Linked DNA regions of Homo sapiens: all the other regions are linked to region 2. Evidence: chromatin contacts called from ENCODE Hi-C or POLR2A ChIA-PET data. All regions are on one chromosome and are shown on one strand. The core of a region is the stretch at or near the end of the contact, and the rest is flanking DNA. Distances in the headings are between cores, read along the strand shown.

Region 1 (3,877 bases), core at 646-3,145, 380 kb after region 2:
GCCCCAGTGATGCCACCTATCTAGTGTATTTTAGCCATGCCACTGGAAGTTAAAAACAAACGTTCAGGCCAGGCGCAGTGGCTCACGTCTGTAATCCCAGCACTTTGGGAGGCCGAGGTGGGCAGATCATGAGGTCAGGAGATTGAGACCATCCTGGCCGACATGCTGAAACCCCGTCTCTACTAAAATACACACAACAAAATTAGCCGGGCGTGGTGGCATACACCTGTAGTCCCAGCTACTCGGGAGGCTGAGACAGGGGAATCGCTTGAACCCAGGAGGCGGAGGTTGCAGTGAGCTGAAATTGTGCCACTGCACTCCAGCCTGGCGACAGAGTGAGACTCCGTCTCAAAAAAAAAAAAAAGAAAGAAAAGAAAAGAAAACAAAACAAAACAAATGTTCAGTAACTCATTACAGAGGTATTTTCTTCTAGCACAAAGCGTTGACTCCCTCAGCAGTAAGCAAATACCTCAGGGGAACAGCGTGCCTATAAGGACCTGTCATCTGTGCACGCTCGAGACAGGGTCCCAAGAGCAGCCCAGCAGCACCTGCCACCAGACCTGGGTCCGTGACACCTTCCCCGGGCCCATGACACCTTTCCCCAGATCTATAACACCTTCCCTCGGACCCCAGATGATCCCAGACCCATGACACCTTCCCTTAGGACCATGATGCCTTCCCCCAGATCTATGACACCTTCCCTCAGACCCCAGATGATCCTAGACCCATGACACCTTCCCCTGAGATCCCAGACCATGACACCTTCCCTTAGGCCCATGACACCTTCCCCTGAGATCCCAGACCCATGACACCTTTCCCCAGATCTATGACACCTTCCCTCGGACCCCAGATGATCCCAGACCCATGACAGCTTCCCTTAGGACCATGATGCCTTCCCCCAGATCTATGACACCTTTCCTCGGACCCCAGATGATCCTAGACCCATGACACCTTCCTTTTGGCCCATGACGCCTTCTACCGGGACCATGACATCTTTCCCCGGACCCCAGATCCTGGACCCATGACACCTTCCCTCGGACCTATGACACCTTCTCCCAGACCCCAGATCCTGCACCCATGACACCTTCCCTCCGGCCCACGACACCTTCCCCCGAGCCCATGACACCTTCCCTCGGACCCCAGATGATCCTAGACCCATGACACCTTCCCCAGGCCCATGACACCTTCTCTAGGACCCATGACACCTTCCCCTGGGCTCCAGATCCCGGACCCATGACACCTTCCCCTGAGATCCCGGACCCGTGACACCGTCCCCCAGACCCCGGGTCCATGGCACCGTCCCCGCTGGGCGCGTCCCTCTGGTCCGTCCTCCTGCCCCCCGGCGTCACCTCGGGACTGGAGCACGGGCACCCCGCAGCCACCGAGCTACCGAGTCTGGAAGCCAGGCAAAGGCGTTCCTGGGAACGTTCGGCGGCGCTTGGAAGGGCCGGGCCGAGGGCGAGCTCCGTGCCCAGCTCGCCGGGCTCGGGCCCCGCGTAGCAGCGCGCGCCGCGGGCCGGGCCTTACCGTTACTGTAGGCGTACGGGGACTCTGCCGCGCCGTCCTGCAGGCTCTCCAGGATCTCGCCCTTGCCCACGTCGCTGTCGCCCACCAGCAGGAACTTGAGCAGGTAGTCGTAGCTCTTCACCGGACTGCCCTGCGAGCCCATGGCCGCGCCGCCTGCGCCCCGCGCCGGCCGCCTGCCGAAGCACCGCCGGGTGAGGCCGCGGCGTGAGAGAGCCCGCGCCCCGCACCTGCGCCCGTTGCGTCCGCCCCACGGCGGCCGAGTGGGCGCGCCCGAAGCCCAGCGCCGGCCCCGCCCCGCCCGCGCCCGGGCGCACCTCAGCCTCGCCGCCGCCCCGCCGCTTCCCGCACCACCAGGGCCGCCGCGCCGCCCCACCCCCGGCCGCGCCGCCGCCATTGGCCACCCTTCGCCCGCCCTCCCGAGCCCATTGGCCCACCCGCCCGTCCGTCACGACTTCCCCGCCCTCACGGCGTTCCACACGGCGCCGCCAGACCTCCGGTCGCACCGCCTCTTCACCACCCCGCCCTGCCTTCCCGTAGTCACCAGAGGTCGCCCGCCGCCCTCCTTCCCTCAGCCATTGGCCTGTCTGCACGTCTGTCATGACCGCCCCTCCCCCGCCTTTCCCACACGGCGTTGCGGAGACAGCGGACGCCTGCCTCATCGCCGTCGCCATTGGCCACTCGCCTCCTGCTTTCCCGGAACCATTGGTTCGATTATAAGTTCACCAAGATCATTCCCTTCCCTGCGGCTGCCTCCCAGAGAAATCCCAGAGCCGCCGGCCGCCCCGCCCCCGGCCCACAACGCCGTTGTCCTCGCCCGCCCCGTCGCCGGCGCCATTGGGTCGCTTGCATGTCCATCACGGCTCTGCTAACCCCGCCCCTTTCCTACACGCTCGCCAATCAGGGGCTCGGAAGTCCACGTTGTTTGTATCCGCCCCTTCAACGCGCGGACGGGCGGCAGGATGCAGGCGCGCCCGAGCCGAGGCGATGCGGCTGAGTCCGGGAAACGAAAGCCCCTCGCAGGCTGTGCCGCCTGCTTCCGCAGAACCCTCGGAGGGAGCGGCGGGGTGGCCCCGGGCGCGTCCTCTCTAAGGCGGTGCGGCCAATCGGCGCTCGATGAGGCGGAACTTCCTCTCCGGGGCAGGGGCGGGACTTCCGCCCGGCGGCGGCGGGGCGCACCGTTGGGTCACCAGTGAGTCTGCAAAGTCGCTGAGGTTCTGGGACAGCGCGGCGTCACCGAGCGTGAGCCTTCCGCCCGGGGACGCGGCCGCCACAGCTCGGGACGCGGGGAGCGCGGCCGGCGCGAGCTCAAGACCCGGCCCGACGTGCTCACTGCGGCAGCGGCGCCTCCTGGACGGGGACCCAGGGCCCGGACCGCGCTCTTCCCGGGGGCGCCGCCGAGCCCTCGTCCCTGCCGGGCCCGGCTGCCGCAGGTGCGTGGGCGAGCGAGGCGGCTGCGTCCGCGGGCCCCGGCGTGGGGTCGGGGGTTGAGTGGGCACGTGGTTCTTTCTGGGGTGACGAGAAGGTCCTACCGTCGTGGGGATGGTCCTGCCTCTCTCGGTGAAGTTACTCACTCGGAACGGGTGAGCTTTGTGATACGTGCTCTGCGTTCAGTAGCGCTGTTACAGTCGTAAGTAAAAGCAGTAACGTCAGCGCCGACCCAGCGCAGCCCTCTCCAGACCGGGTGCGGAGCCCGTCACGTCTGCCCCGCCGGCGAGGAGCAGAGCCCGGCAAGAACCCTCCTCCAGAGGGGCCCCGACCAGGGCTGTGCCTCCGGGAGCAGGTGCTGCTTACACAGAGGGACGCCAGGACGGGCAGCCCCACACCTCCAGTGACCTCCCGTCCCCCAGAGCTGAAGACATGGCCTGACTAAGCGGCGACCACATCGACGCACCAGTTTTTTCTTTTTTGAAACAGGGTCTCCCTTTGTCGCCCAGGCTGCAGTGCAGTAGCGCGATCTCGGCTCACTGCAGCCTCTACCTCCCCGGCACAAGCGATCCTCCAGCCTCAGCCTCCCGAGTAGCTGGGACTACAGGCGCCACCATGCCCGGCTACCTTTTGTATTTTTTGTAGAGATGGCGCCTTGCCAAGTTCCCCAGGCATTAACCCGGAAACAACCTGGCGGGTCAGGGAGAGCCTCTTCTGCTCAGAGGTCATTGTGCCCAGACTTGAGCCCTGGCTGTGAAGTCCCTGAGGCCCCTCACTCCAGGGACGGGAAGCACCAAAGATGTGATGTTTCCTCCTCGGTTTCTGAGACTGCCTGGAAGCGGGGGGTGGATAGTGGTGAGCAGCCGTCTCCTCCTTTCCTGAGAACATAAATCAGAAACGCTTTCTGAGGCCGGGCACGGTGGGT
Region 2 (4,135 bases), core at 15-2,514:
AATGGAAACTAAAAATGAATTAAACCATAAGATGTACACGTATGCTACGGCCCCAGCAACACAGGGAAGGTGGAGGCTGAGAGGAAGCTCGGGCCACTGCTGGTCAGGCCTGGATTTGGGGGCCCGATGTCCACAGTCAGTCCCTGCCCACACAAGGCTCACACTGCAGGTGGTGAAGATATAATTAAACAGGTAATTAAACAAGCAATAAAGACGGGTCATTTGACCAACCCAGTGGCGATAATTGATACGCCAAAACACTAGGAAAGCTAGAGAGGCAAAAGAGAAGAATACATGAAAACAAAAACAAAAAACCAGGACAAATATTTCCAATATACACAAAAGAACAGGATTTTTCATACGTAAAGAGTGCTGACAAATGAATAAGGAGAAATCTGCACTTCCACCTAAGTGCCCCACAGTTTATTCACTAACCCCTAGGTCTCCAATGCCTACTCTAGCCTCACGCCCTTTCTTTCCTCTAAGGAATGCCTGTGACCCCAGCCCTTCCTAGCACCCGCTTCACATCAGCCTCCAGAACCCCGCTCCAGTCATCAGAGTGTAGAGTGCTGGCGTCCTCCTTCATGTTCTGTTTGGGGCATTGGGCAGTTAGCCCTTCCCTCCTGAGTCCTGAGTCCCCCTCTTCCCCCACAGCTTGAAGTCCAGTCCCAAGGGCAGGCAGGAGCTGGGTTGTGCAAAGGCGGAAGGGTGCTCAGGCTGGGAGAAAGGGGAGGGTCCCCCGAGCATTCCAGGCACAGCCCTGCCTACTCTGTCCCTTGCTGGCTGCGACGATCGCCCTAGCACCCTCCTCCGCAGAGAGTGAGTGTCAGCTGTGAGGCAGGGGCACGCAGTGGTAGCACCGCCAGGGCCTGTGCAGCCCACCTTCCCCAGGACCACAGCTGGGAAGGCGCCTGGCTGGGGGAGGGCACCTGGCCTCTGCAACTCGGACTGACGGAAGGCACGCGTGCCTGCCCCAGTGAGCTCGGGTCGGGCGACGCGCACCACCTCCCAGGTACCCGGCCCCGCGCCCTACCCGCAGCAGCGCCCAGCGAGAACTGCGAAGGAGGCAGGCTCCGGGCACCCGCTCCCGCGCGTGGGCGGGGCCGGCTGGAGGGGGCGGTGCCTCCGGGACTGTGAGCGGGGCCTCCCGGGGTGTGGGTGGGGCCTTCGGCCGTGGGCAGGGCCGGCCAGGGAGAGGCGGGGCCTCCGAGAATGGGCGGGGCCTCCGAGAATGGGCGGGGCCTCCGGGAGTGCGCCCTCCCCGCACATGCGCCCTGACAGCCCAACAATGGCGGCGCCCGCGGAGTCGCTGAGGAGGCGGAAGACTGGGTACTCGGATCCGGAGCCTGAGTCGCCGCCCGCGCCGGGGCGTGGCCCCGCAGGCTCTCCGGCCCATCTCCACACGGGCACCTTCTGGCTGACCCGGATCGTGCTCCTGAAGGCCCTAGCCTTCGTGTACTGTGAGTGCCGGGCGGGCCCGGGACATCCGCCAGTGTCACCTCCGCGCACCACGACCCCCGCCCTCCCTCGAGACTCCTCCGCGCGGTCTCGCGGCCGCGGCGCCCCCACGCAGCCCTCCTTCCTGCTGGGGCCCGGGCAAGGCGGGGCGGGCAGGGCAGGACAAGGCTTGCTGGCGACAGCGCACCCGGCCCTACCCCTGTCGCCGCCTCGAGCCTCCGGCCTGGGCTCCTGGGCTCCCGGTTCCACCCGCAGCCCCGAAGTTGCACGGCCGCGCCTGCCAGGACCGGCTCGGGGCTATGCGAGGCGGGGCCGGCCCGGGCCCTGGCCCAGGAGTTCCCAGGAGAGCTGGGCAGGTGGAGGGTCACCCGTCCGTGCGCAGGTCGGGGGTCTGCGTCCTGGCTGCGGGGCGGGGGGCGGCCTGGAGAGGCGAGGCGCTCCTGCTGTCCCCGACACAGCGCTGTGCTGACGGTGAAGGTTCCCACTGTAACTGGACGCCCGCACGCCACATCCCTGCCGCGTGCGGCCCCTGCCAAAATCCGAGGAGCCGGCCCGGGAGCCTCCTTCGCGTCTCCCAGGGGCTGAGGGAAGGTGACTGGCTGGTGGCCAGACTGGAGTTTCTCCTTTAGTGTTCTCGACTAGCTCAGTCTGCGTTCGGGAAGATTCCCAGCGGAGGTCTGGGGGCAGCTCCGGAACCTCATCTGCAAGTGAAGCCTGCGCCTCACTGTGGGATGTGGTTGGCCGGGTCCACTGGCGGAGACCCTTCACCCCACAGCTGTGCGGGGCCCGCGTGCGCAGCCTACAGAGCAGAGCTCTGAGAAAAGTCAGTTCACGCTCAAAACCTCTGGATCCCCTGGCCAGGGGCAGCTGGCGATTCCAACTCCCTCTCTCCCCAGTCCCTACAACCCAGAACTGGTTTGGAAGAGAACGGTTCTGTGATCACGGTGACATGTGATCACACGGATACATGTTTCATAAGCCCAACGTGTCAGGAGCTACGAACCTCAAGTGAGGCTCTCAAATGAGTATGGAAGTGAGGGGAGCCTGCCAGGCCGAGATGCAGCCAGCGGGGCGCGTGGGCAGTCACCGTCCCAGAGGGCTCCGGAGCTGCTGGCCCCGGGCGTTGCCCACGCGTTGGTTGTAGGCCGTGGGCATTGGACGTCTCCCTTTCCTTCCATCGTCTGCTTCCCTCACGTGTGGAAGGAAAGGGTCAGGTTGCAGAAGTTCTTCTTTGCACAGCCTTTGTGCCACACACGTCGCGGGAAGTTTGGTAGCCTGGTTGTGCTGGAGTGATGCTCAGTTCGACGTTTTGTGTGACATTTGTGTGATACTTTCCACCTCCTGGTGCAAAGTGATGAGACGCGCTCATCACTACAAGGTTTCCTGTGGGATTGCAGTATCGGCTTCAACTGGGTCTGTGTCTCTCTCTCTCTTTCTTTAAAGCAACTATTTTATTTTATTTATTTATTTTTTTCGAGACGGAGTCTCACTCTGTTGCCCAGGCTGGAGCGCAACGGCACCATGTCGGCCCACTGCAACCTCCGTCTCCTGGGTTCAAGCGATTCTCCTGCCTCAGCCTTCCGAGTAGCTGGGATTATAGGCACGCACCACCATGCCTGACTAATTTTTAAAAATATTTTTAGTAGAGACAGGGTTTCACCATGTTGGCCAGGCTGGTCTCGAACTTCTGACCTCAGGGCCTCCCAAAGTGCTGGGATTACAAGCGTGAGCCACTATGCCCGGCCTGCAATTATTTTAAAAAGTAGTTCTTCCCAGGTTGCTTTTCCCTCCACAGTATTAAACAGTCATTTTAAATGTTGGTGCTGTCACTTAGCAAACGATGAAGTAGAGATAAAGTGAAGCTGTGAGGCTCTAATAGGCCTTCCACAGGGGAGCCCGAGATACAGCAGGAAGTCCCAGCGGCCTTGCCTCCGGAGCACAGCTTCATAAAACCAGCTCAGACTCTTTCAAACGAGCTGAGGCTCCTTTGATCTCCGCAGGGATTCTCTGTTCAATTCAGAAGGAACTGCTTTTAAGCCACTGGGTCAAGCGGATATTTTAAGCCTGGTGCCCAGCATTGAACATTTCTCCTTGACATATGCACGTTCTTCTGTCTTGTGAGTACATTTGGGGTAGAATCAGTGTTTTTCTGCTGTATCAAGGAACCAGTTTCCCATCTTTCAGGGACATGGTTTTCTGGCTGAGCTGGCCCAGGGCAAGCAGGCAGTCATCCTGCATTTATCTCCTTCTAGAAAGTTCTGGATTTTACTGGGACTGTGCGCTACTCCCTGTTCCTCAGAATCCCAGGGTTTTTCCAAGTTGCCATAGGGGCTCTCCAAATATTTCACTTGATACTGAATTTTACAATGTTTATAGCTATTGAAACACTTGTAATTAAACACATAACCAAATGTATTCTGTGGAAACTCCCCTTGTTAAAAGACATTGAACTGAGGGAGGCTTACCCTTAGGCAGATTGTCTCAGCAGACATGTAGTAAAGATGTACAGATCAGGAGAACACAGAAACGCCTGCCCTGTCGGGGAAGCTTCGAAGCCAGACCTGGAGAGGCCGGCTGCCAGCGACAGGCCTCTGCATTCAACCTGACTTTGCATCCGTCCTGGGGCTGGCTCCTTCCCACCGCGGGCCTGGGCGTTTCCATGTGCTGCCACCGAGGT
Region 3 (3,883 bases), core at 224-2,723, 450 kb before region 2:
AAATATTTCAGGCACTGATCTTTGAGCTTAGGTTTTTGTTGTTGTTGTGCTTTTTGAGACAGAGTCTTGCTCCGTCACCCAGGCTGGAGCACAATGGCATGATCTTGGCTCACTGCAACTTCCACCTCCAGGGTACAAGCGATTCTTCTCCTTCAGCTTCCCAAGTAGCTGGAACTACAAGCGAGCGCCACCACCCCAGGCTACTTTTTGTATTTTTAGTAGAGACAGGGTTTCACCATACTGGCCAGGCTGGTCTCAAACTCCTGACCTCGTGATCCACCCGACTTGGCCTCCCAAAGTGCTGGGATTACAGGCGTGAGCCACCACACCCGGCCTGATCTTAGATTTTACAATAGTGATGTTATCCCCAGGAGCAATTTGGGGAGGTTCAGACTCTTTTTTTTTTTCAGACTGAGCCTCGCTCTGTCGCCCAGGCTGGAGTACAGTGGCTCCATCTCGGCTCACTGCAACCTCTGCCTCCCAGGTTCAAGCGATTCTCCTGCCTCAGCCTCCCGAGTAGCTGGGACTACAGGCGCCCGCCACCACGCCCGGCTAATTTTTTGTATTTTTAGTAGAGACAGGGTTTCATCGTATTAGCCAGGATGGTCTCGATCTCCTGACCTCATGATCTGCCCGCCTCGGCCTCCCAAAGTGCTGGGATTACAGGCGTGAGCCACGGCGCCCGGCCAATTTCTAATTTTGCAGCTGATTTATTAGTCCTGCAAAGGCAGACTGGTCTTCAGGCAAGACGGGGGTTTTTTCTGGAAAGGGCTGTTGACTTTGATTCAGAGTGAAACCATGAACTGAAATCCTTCCCAAAGTTAGCTCTGCCCACGCCCAGGAATGAACCAGGACAGCTTAAGGGTGGGAAGCACGACGGAGCCCCTTAGGTCTCATCTCTTCCACTGTCATTTCCTCAGTGATAATTTTTGCAAAGGCGGTTTCAGAGGCCGCAGTGACGTGAGATCGCGCCACTGCACTCCAGCCTGGGCGACAGAGAGAGTCCCTGTCTCACGAAAAGAACTAAACGGAAAAAAAAAAAAAAAAAAAATAGGGCGGTGCCACGGCCTTCGGGGAAGCCGGCAGAGAGGTGCGGGCGCCCAGCCCAGGGCAGGCGGGCAGGGCTGAGGGCGCGGATCCCCAACCAGGCCCCGCGCACCTTCATGACGGTTCAGAACTGCTCCGAGGCAAACTCAGACAACTCTCTGAGGACAACGTCCGCCCCCGCGGCGCCCGCCTCTCTTCGGGGCCAGGGACCGGGGTGTCGGTCCTATTCGAAAGGGACGGAGAACTACATTTCCCGGCATGCCATCGCGCACTCCGGGCCTGCGACGGAAAGAGCTCTTCGCAGCCGAACGTCATTTCCGCTGCGCTACTGGGACCACGTTCTGTAGTCGTGAGCGGAGGCCTGGTATGGCGCCCGGTTTCCGGTTTCCGGCGACGGAAGTGACGCTATCACGGCGCGCCAAGGCGTCAGTCGAGGAGTCAAGGCAGCAATGAATCGTGTCTTGTGTGCCCCGGCGGCCGGGTGAGCTCCTCAAGGTCTCGGAGGGCCGAGGGCAGACACCGGCGGGCGGGCGGAGCGCTTACTGCTCTCTCTCTTCCAGGGCCGTCCGGGCGCTGAGGCTCATAGGCTGGGCTTCCCGAAGCCTTCATCCGTTGCCCGGTTCCCGGGATCGGGCCCACCCTGCCGCCGAGGAAGAGGACGACCCTGACCGCCCCATTGAGTTTTCCTCCAGCAAAGCCAACCCTCACCGCTGGTCGGTGGGCCATACCATGGGAAAGGGACATCAGCGGCCCTGGTGGAAGGTGCTGCCCCTCAGCTGCTTCCTCGTGGCGCTGATCATCTGGTGCTACCTGAGGGAGGAGAGCGAGGCGGACCAGTGGTTGAGACAGGTGTGGGGAGAGGTGCCAGAGCCCAGTGATCGTTCTGAGGAGCCTGAGACTCCAGCTGCCTACAGAGCGAGAACTTGACGGGGTGCCCGCTGGGGCTGGCAGGAAGGGAGCCGACAGCCGCCCTTCGGATTTGATGTCACGTTTGCCCGTGACTGTCCTGGCTATGCGTGCGTCCTCAGCACTGAAGGACTTGGCTGGTGGATGGGGCACTTGGCTATGCTGATTCGCGTGAAGGCGGAGCAGAATCTCAGCAGATCGGAAACTGCTCCTCGCCTGGCTCTTGATGTCCAAGGATTCCATCGGCAAGACTTCTCAGATCCTTGGGGAAGGTTTCAGTTGCACTGTATGCTGTTGGATTTGCCAAGTCTTTGTATAACATAATCATGTTTCCAAAGCACTTCTGGTGACACTTGTCATCCAGTGTTAGTTTGCAGGTAATTTGCTTTCTGAGATAGAATATCTGGCAGAAGTGTGAAACTGTATTGCATGCTGCGGCCTGTGCAAGGAACACTTCCACATGTGAGTTTTACACAACAACAAATGAAAATAAATTTTAATTTTATAATATGGGATTAGATGATTCCCTTTTTTTGCATCTAGTTTTTAAAAAGGGGGTATTTGGGCAGCTATTGTTTTTTATTTTAATCTCTTCTTGTTTACCAGAGCACGTAAGTTAGTTGCACCAGCAGCTATTTTTAAAAGTTTCCTTTTCCGGTCGGGCGCGGTGGCTGACGCCTGTAATCCCAGCACTTTGGGAGGCTGAGGCGGGCGGATCACGAGGTCAGGAGATCGAGACCATCCTGGCCAACACGGTGAAACCCTGTGTCTACTAAAAAATACAAAAAATTAGCCGGGCGTGGTGGCGGGCCCCTGGAGTCCCAGCTACTCCGGAGGCTGAGGCAGGAGAATGGCGTGAACCCTGGAGGCGAAGCTTGCAGTGAGTCGAGATCGCGCCACTGCACTCCAGCCTGCACGACAAAGCGAGACTCCGTCTCAAAAAAAAAAAAAAAGTTTCGTTTTCCTTTTTTTTTTTTTTTCCAGAGTGGGAACTGAGGAAAGAAACCTACATATATATTACCGAATAGTACCAGAAATGAGGAACTTTTGCAGTTTTCTGCAAAACTTTTTAAGCAAGGCAACCATTTTCTGAGTAGAATACAACTAGTGAGTATTTCTTTTCACAAATGATGGGCACTATTTTGGGTTACCTAAGTGATTGTTTTTTGTTTTTTTGTTTTGTTTTGTTTTGTTTTTATTTTTGAGACAGGGTCTCACTCTGTCTCCCAGACTGGAGTGCAGTGGCACAATTTTGGCTCACTGCAACCTCTTGTCTCCTGGGTTCAAGCAGTTCTTCTGCCTCAGCCTCCCGAGTAGCTAGAACTACAGGCTTGTGCCACCACACCCGGATAATTTTTAAATTTTCAGTAGAGACGGGCTTTTGGCATGTTGGCCAGGCTGGTCTCAAACTCCTGACTTCAAGTGATCTCTCCTCCTCGGCCTCTCACAGTGCTGGGATTACAGATGGGAGCCACCGCGCCCGGCCCCAGATTGTTTTCTCTTTTTTTTTTTGAGATTGAGTCTTGCTCTGTCACCTAGGCTAGAGTACAGTGGCTCCATCTTGGCTCACTGCAACCTCCACCTCCTGGGTTCAAGCGACTCTCCTGCCTCAGCCTCCAGGGTAGCTGGGATTACAGGCACGCACCGCCACACCCGTCTAATTTTTGTATTTTTAGTAGAGACGGGGTTTCGCCATGTTGGCCAGGCTGGTCTCAGATTCCTGACCTCAAGTGATCTGCCCGCCTTGGCCTCCCAAAGTTCTGGGATTATAGGCATGAGCCACTGCGCCCGGTCAATTGTTTTCATACATATATACCTATACATGTTTCAGAGACATGCAGCAGATCCCAAGTGCCTCCAGGGCAGCGATCTGGGAGGGCTTTTCCAGTTGCTGACCTCACACCTGTGCCGTAGACAGACCCAAGGCCAG

The links. A loop is a pair of places that touch in the nucleus more often than their neighbours do. ChIA-PET counts read pairs that join two places held with the same protein, here RNA polymerase II (POLR2A). Pooled maps may share reads with other maps.
Region 1: a loop to region 2 is called in a map of CD4-positive, alpha-beta memory T cell, with 18 times the contacts of the local background. The contact joins the promoter of RAB40C here to the promoter of LMF1 in region 2. A Hi-C loop is called at or near these places in 1 of 168 maps with a recorded cell type or tissue (CD4-positive, alpha-beta memory T cell), 2 of 37 single-sample maps with no recorded cell type and 9 of 50 pooled maps.
Region 3: a loop to region 2 is called in a pooled map, with 17 times the contacts of the local background. The contact joins the promoter of UQCC4 here to the promoter of LMF1 in region 2. A Hi-C loop is called at or near these places in 8 of 50 pooled maps. POLR2A ChIA-PET finds 5 or more read pairs at or near these places in 2 of 52 experiments (CD4-positive, alpha-beta T cell and activated naive CD8-positive, alpha-beta T cell).

Annotation. Positions count from the first base shown.
Region 1 is chr16:588,084-591,960 of GRCh38, reverse strand. It overlaps RAB40C (RAB40C, member RAS oncogene family), which reads right to left and starts at 1,895. Exons shown (of 6, transcript NM_021168.5): 1 at 1,528-1,895. The coding sequence starts at 1,669. RefSeq lists silencers at 1,685-2,004, 2,095-2,214, 2,285-2,334, 2,345-2,404, 2,725-3,034 and enhancers at 2,379-3,252, 3,375-3,574.
Region 2 is chr16:968,113-972,247 of GRCh38, reverse strand. LMF1 (lipase maturation factor 1) reads left to right here and starts at 1,264. Exons shown (of 11, transcript NM_022773.4): 1 at 1,264-1,460. The coding sequence starts at 1,268. RefSeq lists enhancers at 1-85, 2,068-3,059 and a silencer at 853-2,022.
Region 3 is chr16:1,418,337-1,422,219 of GRCh38, reverse strand. UQCC4 (ubiquinol-cytochrome c reductase complex assembly factor 4) reads left to right here and starts at 1,473. Exons shown (of 2, transcript NM_001272051.2): 1 at 1,473-1,528; 2 at 1,608-2,468. The coding sequence starts at 1,497. The coding sequence ends at 1,974. RefSeq lists enhancers at 781-1,183, 473-1,326, 1,300-1,459, 1,710-1,759, 1,770-1,839 and 1 more.